2 separate regions of the Homo sapiens genome follow, and region 2 is linked to region 1. Evidence: chromatin contacts called from ENCODE Hi-C or POLR2A ChIA-PET data. All regions are on one chromosome and are shown on one strand. The core of a region is the stretch at or near the end of the contact, and the rest is flanking DNA. Distances in the headings are between cores, read along the strand shown.

The links. A loop is a pair of places that touch in the nucleus more often than their neighbours do. ChIA-PET counts read pairs that join two places held with the same protein, here RNA polymerase II (POLR2A). Pooled maps may share reads with other maps.
Region 2: a loop to region 1 is called in a map of HepG2, with 2.2 times the contacts of the local background. The contact joins two enhancer-like sites. A Hi-C loop is called at or near these places in 12 of 168 maps with a recorded cell type or tissue (B cell, HepG2, PC-3 and 4 more), 3 of 37 single-sample maps with no recorded cell type and 12 of 50 pooled maps. POLR2A ChIA-PET finds 5 or more read pairs at or near these places in 13 of 52 experiments (GM12878, MCF 10A, OCI-LY7 and 8 more).

What each region holds. Positions count from the first base shown.
Region 1 is chr20:47,573,449-47,580,684 of GRCh38, forward strand. The region is part of intron 1 of NCOA3 (nuclear receptor coactivator 3); the gene reads left to right. Among named protein-coding and RNA genes, the nearest start is that of NCOA3, 75 kb to the left of the region's middle. Within about 2 kb of position 3,288, at least 25 of the 41 ENCODE cell types and tissues checked have a DNase peak (open chromatin) inside an H3K27ac peak, as active enhancers do; they include B cell and PC-9, where a contact is called at or near this core.
Region 2 is chr20:47,617,179-47,624,063 of GRCh38, forward strand. It overlaps NCOA3 (nuclear receptor coactivator 3), which reads left to right. Exons shown (of 23, transcript NM_181659.3): 3 at 5,051-5,152; 4 at 6,733-6,885. The coding sequence starts at 5,070. Among named protein-coding and RNA genes, the nearest start is that of NCOA3, 120 kb to the left of the region's middle. Within about 2 kb of position 4,158, at least 2 of the 41 ENCODE cell types and tissues checked have a DNase peak (open chromatin) inside an H3K27ac peak, as active enhancers do; they include B cell and PC-9, where a contact is called at or near this core.

The sequences.
Region 1 (7,236 bases), core at 2,038-4,537:
AGAGATAAAATAATAATGAAAAAGCTTCTTGAGATAATAGGAGCATCACCAAAATGTAAGGGAGGCATACAAAGTGAGCAAATGCTGTTGGAAAATTGGCACCAGTAGACTTACCTGAAGCAGGGCTGCCACAAACCTCAATTTGTAAAAAGCGCAATATCTGTAAAGCACAATAAAATGAGGTATGCCTGTAGGGCCAGGAAAAATTGAGGAAAAATTCATTCCTCTTCACTGCCCCACAGGTGTCTTGGGGAGAGGGAGTATGAAAAACTAATTTAATTTTACCCTTTGTCTTTCAGGTTTGTCCTATTTCAAAGGCACGTGATGGGATCTTTTTGAAGTGCCTTTCTTAGCCACACCTAGGGATTAGGTTCTCTGAATTCAGGGACTTCTCACAGTATGTTTTTACTTGGTTGCCTTCCTTTTCCTAAAATGATTTAAGAAGTCCTTTGCACATACAGAATGCTCCGTGGCCATTAAATAACAACCCTTTTCCTGCCAGTCATTGACCTCCAAAAATTCAAGGGGTCAGTTTGTTTGAACTTGAGATCTAACACCATTTGTTCAGTTTTTTTGTTGAAATTACTGAATCAAACTTCAGAAAAAGGGTGGGGAGCACAACAGAGTGACAAAATTATGCTATTAAGTTGTGTAGAAAATAGAAAACACTTTTGAACATATAGACAAGATAAAAAGGCCACGTTTTGCGTTCGTCATACAACCGCTAAAAATACAGCAGTGCCTTGCTGCTGCTCTGTCTCTGTGGAATATCATGGTTAAAGTATAACCCCCATTTGGTGCATAGGAAAAAGGCACACAAAATTAATTTAATTTTTCTAAGATTACATATATAAAATTACAAGGAACGTGTAGATTTCCTGACTATACCTGGTATTTTATCAATGAATTGAAATGTGTAAAGAACCTCAGAGTACAACAGAGTAATTACTATGGTTTCCTAGCATGCATTGTAACTACTTAATACATTATTAATTATTCAGGGAGGTGGTTTTTTCTAGTTGCTACTATGTATATTTTGATTTTTTTTTTTTTTAGCACAGAGGCATAGTAATATTTGTATTAATGTTGGTGAAATGAAAATTTAAAATTTTATGTAAAATGAAAATTTAAATTGAATTTCAGAACAAAACTTTATCAAATATTTTCCAAAATAGGCTTTTGTGTTTTAAGTTTCTACCTTAATTAACTTTTAGGCCACCCTTGGTTTTTGAAATTTGAATCTGATTCTGTTTTCTTCAAGGGCCTGTATCTTCCTTTGTATACGCTTTGCATAGCAAGTACAGGTCATGCTTAGCATTGTGTTGAATGTTGAGTTTATTTCAGTGTAAACTGAATGCTTTAGCGTAAACTCAGCATTCAACACAATGTCTGGCATTAAATGATTTGCATAGTATTATGTAAAATGTTCTTGTACATTGTAGCAGTGAGGATATCTGATATAATTTTGACATCAGCATTATATATGTAATTACATTTCTATTTTTAAGTATTAAGGAATGGAAATATTTTAATCTTAATATACTTAGGAACTCTGGGATCTTCCCCAACCTCCCCACTTCCCCCAATAGCTGCTGCTGGAGATGGAATCCTATCTGAGGGTTAATAATAATGCCATCACCCATTCCCTTCCCCCAGCCTTATGCTAGAGCCTAGTTTGCCTGCAGCTGCAGTGCTAGGCATCTTTCAGGAAGTGACCTTGGCTTGTATTAATCAAATTCAGAACACACAAAAAAGCTTCTTGCTAACATGCTGACTTGATGTAAAATTTTATCGCATCCATTTTGTTTCAAAATGAGGCCATTTTGTAAAAAGAAGATATACAGAAGACCCCTAATTTATTATATATCTATATATACGTATATGTAAAGCTTTTGCAAACCATGTTGAAAAAACAACTAGGTCTATTTTAAAGTAGACTTTTTATTGCCAAATATGCATAAACTTAAATCATGAAGGCTTGGGAATTGTTACTAGAAAATTACTTCTTTTAATGTCGAATTAAGAAAAAACTATCAGCATCGAGTTTATTTACTATCTTAACTGACATTATATTGCTATATAAACTTTAAACACTGAAGTTATTTTGGAACCCTTCAGCAGTTATATTAAGTCACACACTTCTGTATATTTGCTTACTTTCACGTTTTCAGAAATAACTGGTATCTTACTTTGCTGGTTTGGATAAGAGCTAATATCCTACATGAAATCGTTTTCTTAGGCAATGGTGGTGCCTACAGGGTATTCTAAACGTAAAGGTAAATTTAAGTCAATGAGTCTGTTAAAATTCAACTACCTATTGTGTCAAAGAGAGAAATATTGCTAACTACAAATTTACAGTGTGTTCATTTAGGATTTGACTAATCATTTTAATAGTAGAGCAGTTAATACAGCGATTTCACTTTTATCCTGTGGTGCTTCAAAGGCATCTAGTTTTTAAATGTAGTCCAGTTAAGGTGTATGTAGTAGAGGTTTTCATTTTAGACTTGCTCAATGTTAAATATAGAATGTTGAAAATATTATTTAATGGATTAGTTTATTGGTTTCTGCATTTGAAGAAATTTACATAAATTAGTTAGGGAGCAGTTGTACCTACTGCCAAATGGTTCACTCCTGAGTTTATTGTACAGTTACTCCCAGGTACTGAAATATAAGAAAAGAAAAATTTAAACCTTAGCTAAGAGCTCTGCCTGCATTTCTGTGGATCCACATTATGAAAAGGATAGAGGAACATTACCTGTGTATAGTAATGGTTTGAGGAGAGGGTAGGGAAACTATGCAAATAAAAAAATTGGGGTATAGGCAAATCCTTCAGTTAGATGTCTTTATTATCTGAGTTACTTTTAAAGCATTTACTGGATACACAACCAGTATTATCTTTTTACCATCCTATAAATTGTTCATAGAATTGCAACCTCATGGAGGAAAATCCATCTCCTTTACCTGCCTAAATTTATTCTTTGTCTTGATACTAGCATTAATAATTGGTTTGTTAGATACTACAGGCTAAAGAAACTCAGATTTCAAGAAGAAAGAAGATAATTACTCGATCATTTCTCCCCTCAAACACCTGTTTAAAATATATTGTCTTGAATAAAATTGTCACCTTGAACTTATTGTGTTCTTTGCCTTCTCCACTCCCCTGTCCTTAAAAAAAATAAAAAGAAGGGAAAGCCTTATAAGAAAAGGAAAATGTGCAATCCTGGTAGCCAATGAGTTAATGTTCATTTGCAGCCCGAGGGGTCAGCATGCAGCCTGTGTTTCCTGATTGGCTGCTAAAAGGTGAAATTGAAACCACTGTAAACTTTTGACCCTGTAGCAATTCTTGTGGAACGCCTTCCACTGGTGGAGCCCAGAGCTTTGCTCACTTCCCCACCCAACTCTCCCACCCTCTTTCCTGTATTTATTTTGTGTGATCCTGCAGCACTGCATGCAGTTTTTCCAAAGTGGCAGGGAGAGAGAGGCAGAACAAGCGCAAGCAAGCGGCTTGCTTGAATGCCTGTTTTGGTAACCATTGGATAAGAGCTAATATTCAACTCAGCCAAAGATATCAGGCCTTTTATACTAATCTGCCAACCAGATTTTTAAGTTTTCTCCTTAATCTAAAGCTAATTTAAAAAAATTTAGGCTAGTTTAGTTCCATTGTTCATCAGTGGATAGTATCGTTGTATAAGCAAAAATGTATGGCATAATTTCCTGGATGTCTTGAATTAAAAATAAGTTTTAAGTTTTAGCTACCTTTACCCCATTTATGTTTCCTGTATCCCTATGTAATTTTTACACAAATGGCCATTTCATAGAAGGTTTTTTGTCTTTTGCCTTTATTATGAAGAAACTCAAATGGCATTTTGGTTATGACAACTCTGGACATAATTGCAGAAATTGTACAATTAATGCCTCCCCCTTTGGCTGAGATAAATGGTTTTGGATTTGTCTTGCTTTCACATGTAAATAGTGTTGAACAGTTAACAACCCCATGAAAAAGGCAGGGTAGTTTTTCTCTATTCTTTCCTTATACTCTCATGGGACTCTGGTCTTTTTAATTCTTCCTTTTATCCATGGTGTCTAGCACAATGTGGCACATGGATGCTTAGCAGATGCTTACTGAATGAACATAGCTTTCATTTTAGGAACTTTAGGTCTGTTTATACCTGCTTCCCTTTTCCTAATTAATTGATGGCAGCAACTGTGATTTGCTTATTTCCAAGTGCCAGTGCAGTGCCTGATTCTAATAGATACACAGCAAGCATTTAATTGAAATCGAATTAAAATCTAACACAAGATCATTTCAAGAAGCAGGACTTTACAAAATCTAGGTTTTCAGAAGCCAAGGCGTCTGTTTTCACTGCGTTATTATGAATTTTCAGGCTGATTCCGTATAGAACTAAATGTTTAATTTATTAAATATGTAGAATACATTATAAGTCAGCTTGATTCTTTCTAGTATATATCACAAGATATGTGGTAATACCTGTCTTTATTTTACTAGACATGCATATGCTGTAATTTGAAATAATTCCTTGTCCCCCACTCCCTTATCAAGAAGATTATAGCATTTAAAAAAGATTGTTATAAATGTCTTACCAATGTTCTCCTGGGAAGCAAATACATTTTTACTTAATTGAACATACAATAATGGACTAAGTAATGGGAAAAAAAAATTCTTAAACTGAGTTAAGTTTATATAGCTCAAAAAAAGTGGTACCATTTTATATAACTTTATTATTATTATTTTTTAAGACAGAGTCTTGCTCTGTTGCCCAGGCTGGAGTGCAGTGGCGCGATCTCAGCTCACTGCAACCTCTGCCTACGGGGTTCAAGCGATTCTCCTGCCTCGGCCTCCCGAGTAGCTGGAACTACAGGCGCCCACCACCACACCCAGCTACTTTTTGTATTTTTAGTAGAGATGGGGTTTAGCCATGTTGGCCAGGCTGGTCTCGAACTCCTGACCTCAGGTGATCTGCCCACCTCGGCCTCCCAAAATGCTAGGATTACAGGCATGAGCCACTGCACCCAGCCCCATTTTATATAACTTGAAATGTTCATATGATTTTCAACTTGCATTTGGTCTTCTCCTTTCATTATAGCTACAGATTAGCTGTAGTTGATTGTTGCAAGTGAAACCTGTGGTTAGAGTTTTGATCAAAGATACTTATCACTTGATAAATAATCCCAACTGCAAAAGTGTTGGATTTTGACGTTAAATTTAACACTAATATTTTGCAGCCTTTAACCTGAAATTCATTTGGTGACCCAGTCTACTCTGTAGTACTTTGAAGATTATTGAGCAACAGCTAGCTTTTCCCAGTGACAGTGGCTCCCCTTTTCTGTGATTTTAGGGAAGTGAGGAAGGAGATCCTGGGAGCAGTGCCAGTGGGAGCTTGGAAAGAACAATGGGTTTAATATGATTAATTGTAGAATCCTTGCCCCTTTTCATGTTCAACAGTAAAAGAAAAACATGTTTATAATATTCAGTGGCTGCTTTTTGCCCTGTTGGTGTTTCCAAGCATTATATATTATATAGTTTGGATTTTCCTGTGTATCAACTCCTCTCCCCAATTTTATTCTTTGTTCTGGCTTTGAGGCATATCTTCTCAGACTAGCTATTAACAAGGCTTAATTTGATGTTTGATTTCCCCTCACGTCCTTTTAGGTCTCTGGTGATGAAGGCTTAAAATAAAAACCTAAAACTAAAACAGGGGCCATGTTGTCCAAGATGGACTCAGATTCCTGAGCTCAAGCAATCTTCCTGCCTCAGCCTCCTGAGTAGCTGGCGTTACAGGTGTGCGCTGCCATGCCTGGCCTGGTGATGCAGGTTTTGGTAATGTAGATGTCATCAGTAAACCATTAATTCTACTAGAAAATTTAATGTCCCTGTTACCTTCTCAGATGTCTAATGTTTCTGGAACTTCTCACATTTAGTTTTATGTCAGTATGATTTGGTTTTTGTATGTGTGATTGATGAAAATCTGAATTGTGAAAAGGGATAATCTTGTTTTTGATAAAGAAAAAAAATACTGTCCTAAGAAATCTGCTAGGATTGTTGCCTTTGCAGAATCTTTTTTCCAGACAAGTTTAACTCACCAGCAAATTTACTAACAGTTCTATACTTACAGGATCCTGGTATATAGTAGTACTCCTTTCCAGGTTCCTGGTAGGCAAGCCAATCATTGTTCTGTGACTATTTGCGAATCTCTCTGGTTTAATTATACACTTCCTTGGAGGGGAGAATTTTGTACCTGGCTTGTCTTTGTGTTACTGAACTGAACTGGGTCTATTTTTCTGTGTATGCAATGGAAAGCTGAACACTAAGCACCAAGTTTTTGTAGGAAGAAAAGTTTATTGCAAGGCTGCTGTGTAAGGAGACAGGAGTTGGGCTCAAATCTGCCTCTCTGAACTAGAGTTTGGGTGCAGGTTTTATATTTGGAGAGTAATGAGGTGTGATCTGAGTGGATCCTGCCATGGGATGATGTCAAGGCTTGATTTGGTTGCATCTTCTGTCCTGCCATGTGGTGTCTGCTCTTATTCATTCGCTGTTCCTCAGTTTGATCATTTAGATTCCACCCATGGTTGCATTCTTTGTTCATCTGGGCATGCTGACTTTACATGATCTTCCACCTGGGGGTCCAGCAGTTAACATTTGGGTCCAAGGGTGCAGATTGGCAGGGTCAGCATTCCTTTGAGAAGTACGAAGACCAGCACTATAACACTGGAGTATTAATCTAGGCCCTCTCACCACCTTCTACACGAGGCAGCAGTAATTGTTTCCTAGGTCCATTATGCTACTAGATACTTTCTGACTCAAATTCCTTTCCTGGCCGGGCACGGTGGCTCATGCCTGTAATCCCAGCACTTTGGGAGGCCGAGGTGGGCAGATTTCTTGAGGTCAAGAGTTCGATACCAGCCTGGCCAATGTAGTGAAACCCTGTCTCTACAAAAATTAGCTGGGCATGGTGGCATGCACCTGTAATCCCAGCTACTCGGGAGGCTGAGGCAGGAGAATCGCTTTAACCCGGGAGGCAGAGGTTGCAATGAGCCGAGATCATGCCCCACTGCACTCTAGCCTGTGCAACAGAGTGAAACTCCATCCCCCACCCCCATCCCCCCAAAAAATCCTTTCCTTATCCCACCTCTTTTGTTCCTTAGGTGCTAACCCCACCCCATGACCCTCCTTCGTCTTTCCTAATAAAGGAAAAAACATAAGAGAACCATTTTAGA
Region 2 (6,885 bases), core at 2,908-5,407, 45 kb after region 1:
CTCCTGACCTCAGGTGATCCACCCGCCTCGGCCTCCCAAAGTGCTGGGATTACAGGCGTGAGCCACCGCGCCTGGCCTAGACTGTTCTTACAATCAAACTTAGTGTGAGACTGTTGTGCTATATTATTTGCCCTTTGAAGATGGCTTTTATCAACTACATATATTCTCCAAACTAGATGGGTTGTAATTTAAGATGTAAAAATGTAAGCTAGTCTCAGGTAGTTACTGTTCCATGTTTCTTACCGGTTAAGAACTTCATGGTCTTGGTACCTGCCTTATTCCCCTCTCTCATCTTCATTCTTGACTGTTGACTGAAAGTGATCTAGATCTATTGTGTCTGTGCTAGGCATTTACCTTTTATATCTTAATCTACCAAAATAGCATATCCTCCCAGTGAGAAGGAGATAACAGGCGTGGCAACTAAAACAAATGCCATTTTTGATTTTTTGTTTATAGCTAAGATTAATACCAAATAGAAAACTGTACCTGAAGGGTTAGTCATAGTCATTTGTGCTCAGGAATTATTGTATATATTGAAATTATTATTTTGGGGACCAGAAATGCTTTTTTATTTCTCATGTTGAACATTTTCTTTAGTTTAATGAAATTCAGGAGATGTTTGCTCTACTTTGCTTTTTGTTATAAAACAATTTGTCATTTACTCTTAGACATTGTGGTATCTTATACAGTTGTACAGTAAATGTACCTAAGTTTTGTCCATGTCTAATTAAGAACTACAAATCTGTCCAACCTGTTCCTAAAAAACCCAAGATAGAGACTGGACATGGTGGCTCATGCCTGTGATTGCAGCGCTTTGGGAGGCTGACGTGGGCAGATCAGTTGAGGTCAGGAGTTCGAGACCAGCCTGGCCATCATGGTGAAACCCTGTCTCTATTGAAAATACAAAAATTAGCCAGGCGTGGTGGCACACACCTATAATCTCAGCTACTCGGGAGGCTGAGACGAGAATCATTTGAACCCGGGAGGCGGAGGTTGCAGTGAACTGAGATCATGCCACTGCACTCCAGCCTGGGTGACAGAGTGAGACTCTTGTCTCAAAAGCAAAACAAAACAAAAAATAAGATAGAAATATTTTATATCTTAAACAATTATACCTTTATGTTCGGGTAAACACCTTTTTCATGATTTTAAGTTATTATTTTCCCTTAGTTTTTTTTTTTTTTTTTTTTTTATAGACAGAATTCACTCTTGCTGCCTAGGCTGGAGTGCCAATGGCCCAATCTTGGCTTACTGCAACCTCCATCTCCCAGGTTCAAGCAATTCTCCTGTCTCAGCCTCCTGAGTAGCTGGAATTACAGACATGCACCACCACGTTTGGCTAATTTTGTATTTTTAGTAGAGATGGAGTTTCTCCATGTTGGTCAGGCTGGTCTCGAACTCCCGACCTCAGGTGATTCGCCCATCTTGGCCTCCCAAAGTGCTGGGATTACATGCATGAGGCACCACACCCGGCCTTCCCTTAGTACCTTTTTGGATAATTAGGTTGGACTCTGAAGGAGTAAGTTTGGTAGCAGGAAGATTGCACAGGCTTATGTGTACAGTGTAGCTTGTTTTGTGAGATCAAGAGAAAAAGCTGCATGTGTCTATGGACATAGCTCGACATATTTAGGTTTCATTATATGCACATAAACATTGGCTTAACACAAATGATCTGCATTTCTGGTTTAAACTGATATTTGTGCTTATTAATTTTTTTGCATATTAAGAGATTGTCATGACTTAGTTTTTCTATTGATTTAATTTATGCTGTCAGAATTTATTGTAACACTATATCAACTGTAGAAGTAAACATTTAAAAAGTTTAATGCAGTAGGATTGCATTGAATGATTGTTATAGATCAGAATAAAGGAAATTTCTAAACTATGATTTAGTAGGTTGAATGTTGCTTTTATATTTATTCAATATTTATTCAAGACATATATTGACCACCTATTACATGGTAGGCCCCTTACTCCTTACTGAGTATTCAACTTATATTTAATAACAAAGGAAATAATATTGAGAATATAGGCAAAATTTTATCTTTCAAATTAAAGAAGTGCTGTTATCCATGGAATAGTTTCTCCATTTGTTTCAGGGATTCAGCTTATAAACAAAAGCCAAAGTAAGGAAATAATATCTAGAATGTGGAATAAATTACATATTTAAAATAAAGAAATGTAGGCTGGGTGTGGTGGGTCATGCCTGTAATCCCAGCACTTTGGGAGGCTGAGGCAGGCGGATAACTTGAACCCAGGAGTTCAAGACCAGCCTGGGCAACATAGTGAGACCCTGTCTCTCCAAAAAATACAAAAATTAGCTGGGTGTGGTGGTGCTCACCTGTTGTCCCAGCTACTTGGGATACTGAGGCAGGAGGATTGCTTGAGCCTGGGAAGCCGAGGTTACAGTGAGCTGAGATTGTGCCACTGCACTTCAGCCTGGGTGACACAGTAAGACCCTGTCTTTAAAAAAAAAAAAAAAAAAAAGTTATTACTCAATGGATAGTTTGCCATTCAATTTAAAAATCACCTTTGAATGAAACAAATATAAAACCAATTATAGAGACATAACAAGAATTATTCTATTTTTGTACTTAAGGAATGGAATCACTATTCTTTTTATTTTTATTTTTTGAGATGGAGTCACACTCTGTTACCCAGGCCTGGAGTGCAGTGGCGGGATCTCAGCTCACTGCAACCTCCGCCTTCCGGGTTCATGCGATTCTCCTGCCTCAGCCTCCCAAGTAGCTGGGACTACAGGCGCCTGCCACCACGCCCAGCTAATTTTTGTATTTTTAGTAGAGACAGGGTTTCACCATATTGGCCAGGCTGGTCTCGATCTCCTGACCTTGTGATTCACCCGCCTCGGCCTCCCAAAGTGGTGGGATTACAGGCGTGAGCCACTGCACCTGGCTCTTTAATTATTCAATTTATTATTATTATTGTTTTTAAGAGACAGAGTCTCACTCGGTCACCCAGTCTGGAGTGCATTGGCGTGATCATAACTCACTGCAGCCTCAAACTCCTCAAACAAGCAGTCTTCCTGTTTTATTCCTAAGTAGTTAATGCTATAGGTGTGCACCATGATGCCTGGCTTATTTTTAAAAAAATTTTGTAGAGACAGGGTGTTACTGTGTTGCACAGATTGGTCTCAAACTCAAGTGCCTCAAACTCAAACTGCCTGAGCCTCCCAAAGCACTGGGATTACTTGAGCTACTCTTTTTAAATATGAAAATTGGAAAATCAAAACCGAACATACCTTTAAGTTTAAAACTCTTTTATTTGAGGATAATTTTAAACTTAAAGCAAGGTTGCAAGAAAATAGTACAAAGAGTTTTTACGTTTATCTCCCCCCCGGGTCAGGATTCACCTAGTGTCAACTCCCTTCCTCATCCTTGCTCTGCCTGTCCCCATTCCCAGGTTTATTCACTCACTCATTATATATGCAATTTTTCTTAACCATCTGAGGATAATTTGCATATGTAATAGCCTGTTACCCCAAATATTATACTAAGAATATTGGTCTCTTAAATAACCGTCGTTCATTTATCAACTTAAGTGTATTAATATTGACAACATACTTTTATGTCTATTGTCCATATTCTAATTTTGTCAGTTGATCCAATAATATTCTTTATAGCATTTTCTTACCCTCTAGCACAGGATTCAGTCTAGGATCAAATATTGCATTTAGTTGTCATTTTCTTATAGCTTCCTTTAAAATCTGGACTGTTTACAGACTTTCTTTGTCTTTTGTGACATTGACACGTTTGAAAATACAATACCCCTGAGATTGTGTGATCTGACTGTGCCACTACTAATAATAGTGAGCCACTACTAATAAAGGTTATTTTAAGTCTTTTTCTGTCCTTCATTTAAACTTGTCATGGGGAAAAAACAAATACTTAAATCATCTCAGCTTTTTAGCCTTTCCATTTTACAACCAAAGTTATAGAATGAATTTTCTTGGTAATTTAATACATATTTAGTGCATCTGTAAAGACAATGTTGCAATCTAGATTTTCTGATTTATATTATGATCATGTGATTTTTTAAATTTTTATTTTTTTTGTTTTTTTGCTTTTGATTTTTTTTTTAAAGCTACACATTTGAAGTTTGATCAGCATCTTGAGTGAATTTTTTCATTTTTATAAATCTGTCTTCCTTCCTGGTAGCATTCTGCCACCTAGTGGAAATTTATGTCCTCCAGCATACGTCTCAGAGTTTAGTTGGAATGCAAGATGCATTTTAATATATAAAAATTAGTTTAGAATCGTTGAACTTCTTTGGTTGACATGTAATTCTTTACAACAGTGATCGTCTTGTTTTAAACAAGAGTTTAGTACAGATAAAATTCTTAGCAAATGAGGGCTTAGTAGATGTCTTAAATCATCTTTCTCAACAAGAAGTACTCTACATTTATCTTCTTCATCAATGAAATTTTAACCAAAGCATACTATTTTTCCATCAGTCAAATTTTTTTTTTTTTTTTTGAGACGGAGTCTAGCTCTTGTCACCCAGGCTGGAGTGCAGTGGTGCCATCTCGGCTCACTGCAACGTCTACCCCTCGGTTCAAGTGATTCTCCTGCCTCAGCCTCCCAAATAACTAGGATTACAGGCACCTGCCACCATGGCTGGCTAATTTTTTATTTTTAGTAGAGACGGGGTTTCACCATGTTGGCCAGACGGGATTTCACCATGTTGGTCAGGCTGGTCTCAAACTCCTGACCTCAGGTGATCCACCTGCCTCGACCTCCCAAAGTGCTGGGACTACAGGCATGAGCTACCGCACCCTGCAAGATACACATTTTTAGTAGGACTTGAGGAACATTTCTGTCTTGGAGTACATACGTTCTGCATAATTCATATTAGAATATGAAATCTGAGGTTGTCTTCAGTATAGTCATTTATGAAAAAGAATATTGAGAATTATCTGTTTAGAGAAAGTAGTTCTGAATTAAAAGTTGCAGTCATTCAGTCATATAACACCTTCATAGAGTCATGTATATTTTTTAATGTACTTATCTTATTTCTCATTATTCTCTCTTAGTTGCTGATGTATATTCAAGATGAGTGGATTAGGAGAAAACTTGGATCCACTGGCCAGTGATTCACGAAAACGCAAATTGCCATGTGATACTCCAGGACAAGGGTAGGTGACTTATTTCCTGGTGCTTTACCACACTTGTTGTGCCTTTGTTTAAGGATAACATTTTAACTTCTTGCCATTTACATTCTCTGGTTAGATTTTTTGGTGGTTTCACTTCGTGGTAAGTAGAGTGTTACTGATGAGATGGACATCTTTTTGATGTAATAGAAGTTTTTTTTTTATTGCTGATTCATATAGAAGGTAGAATATTAACAATTCGCGGTACTATAAGAATTTCTGAATGGAAGGAGGGGTAGGAGTTACGAATAGATGACCAAGGTTATGTCACGTGCGTCCGTGTGAAGAGACCACCAGACTTTGTGTGAGCAACAAGGCTGTTTATTTCACCTGGGTACAGGCAGGCTGAGTCCAAAAAGAGAGTCAGCAAAGGGTGGTGGGATTATCATTAGTTCTTATAGGTTTTGGGATAGGCAGTGAGTTAGGAGCAATGTTTTGCGGGCGGGGTTAGATCTCACAAAGTACATTCTCAAGGGTAGGGAGAATTACAAAGAACCTTCTTAAGGGTGGGGGAGATTACAAAGTACATTGATCAAGTTAGGGTGGGGCAGAAACATCACAATGGTGGAATGTCATCAGTTAAGGCTATTTTCACTTCTTTTGTGGATCTTCAGTTGCTTCAGACCATCTGGATGTATATGTGCAGGCTTGGTCTCAGAGGCCTGACAGTTATAAGTAAGAATCTTTGCTATCTTTTAAGAATGGGTTATAAGTTGATATTTTGTCATTTGTGAGGTTGCATCCTTTTTTTTACCAAGTGAAATGAGAAGCTTAAAAATTAGAAACAAAATAATGTAATCTATATAACACTACTCTATAGCTTTTAAAGTATTTGCCAAAGTCAGTGTCAATTGAAGTTTAATGTGCTAGTTGAAAAATATCAATCTACAATGAATAAAACTTCATCATTAATAAGTAGCTACCACTGTTTTTGTTCTTATTTGTTAGTTGTTTTATTATCTCTAAGAAGTAAAGATGATTTATTCGTATTTTCTAGATGAAGTAACTGAGGCTAACTCTGCCCAAGGCCACCTAGCTAACAAAGATGGAACTGAATTTAGGTTTACATGAATCTCTATTATGTTGTACTACTTCTCCAAGACAGCATTTTTGATAGTTTATATTGGCTGAGTTTAGTTTGTTTACATATGAAAATAATAGGCCGGGTGTGGTGGCTCATGCCTGTAATCCCAGCACTCTGGGAGGCCAGGGTGGGTGGATTACCTGAGGTCAGGAGTTCAAGACCAGCCTGACCAACATGGTGAAACATCGTCTCAACTAAAAATGCAAAAATAAGCCAGGCGTGGTGGCGCATGCCTGTAATCCCAGCTACTGGGGAGGCTGAGTCAGGAGAATTGCCTGAATCCTGGAGGTGGAGGTTGCATTGAGCCAAAGTCGCACCGTTGTACTCCAGCCTGGGCAACAAGAGCGAAAACTCTGTCTCGAGGAAAAAAAAAAAAAAGTAATCATGTAATAGTGTTGTATAGGGGCTGATTCTGCTAACAGCTCTTTTGTGATATATATATTATGTCTCCTTTCCCCCCTTTCTACGCCTTTTCCCTTAGTCTTACCTGCAGTGGTGAAAAACGGAGACGGGAGCAGGAAAGTAAATATATTGAAGAATTGGCTGAGCTGATATCTGCCAATCTTAGTGATATTGACAATTTCAATGTCAAACCAGATAAATGTGCGATTTTAAAGGAAACAGTAAGACAGAT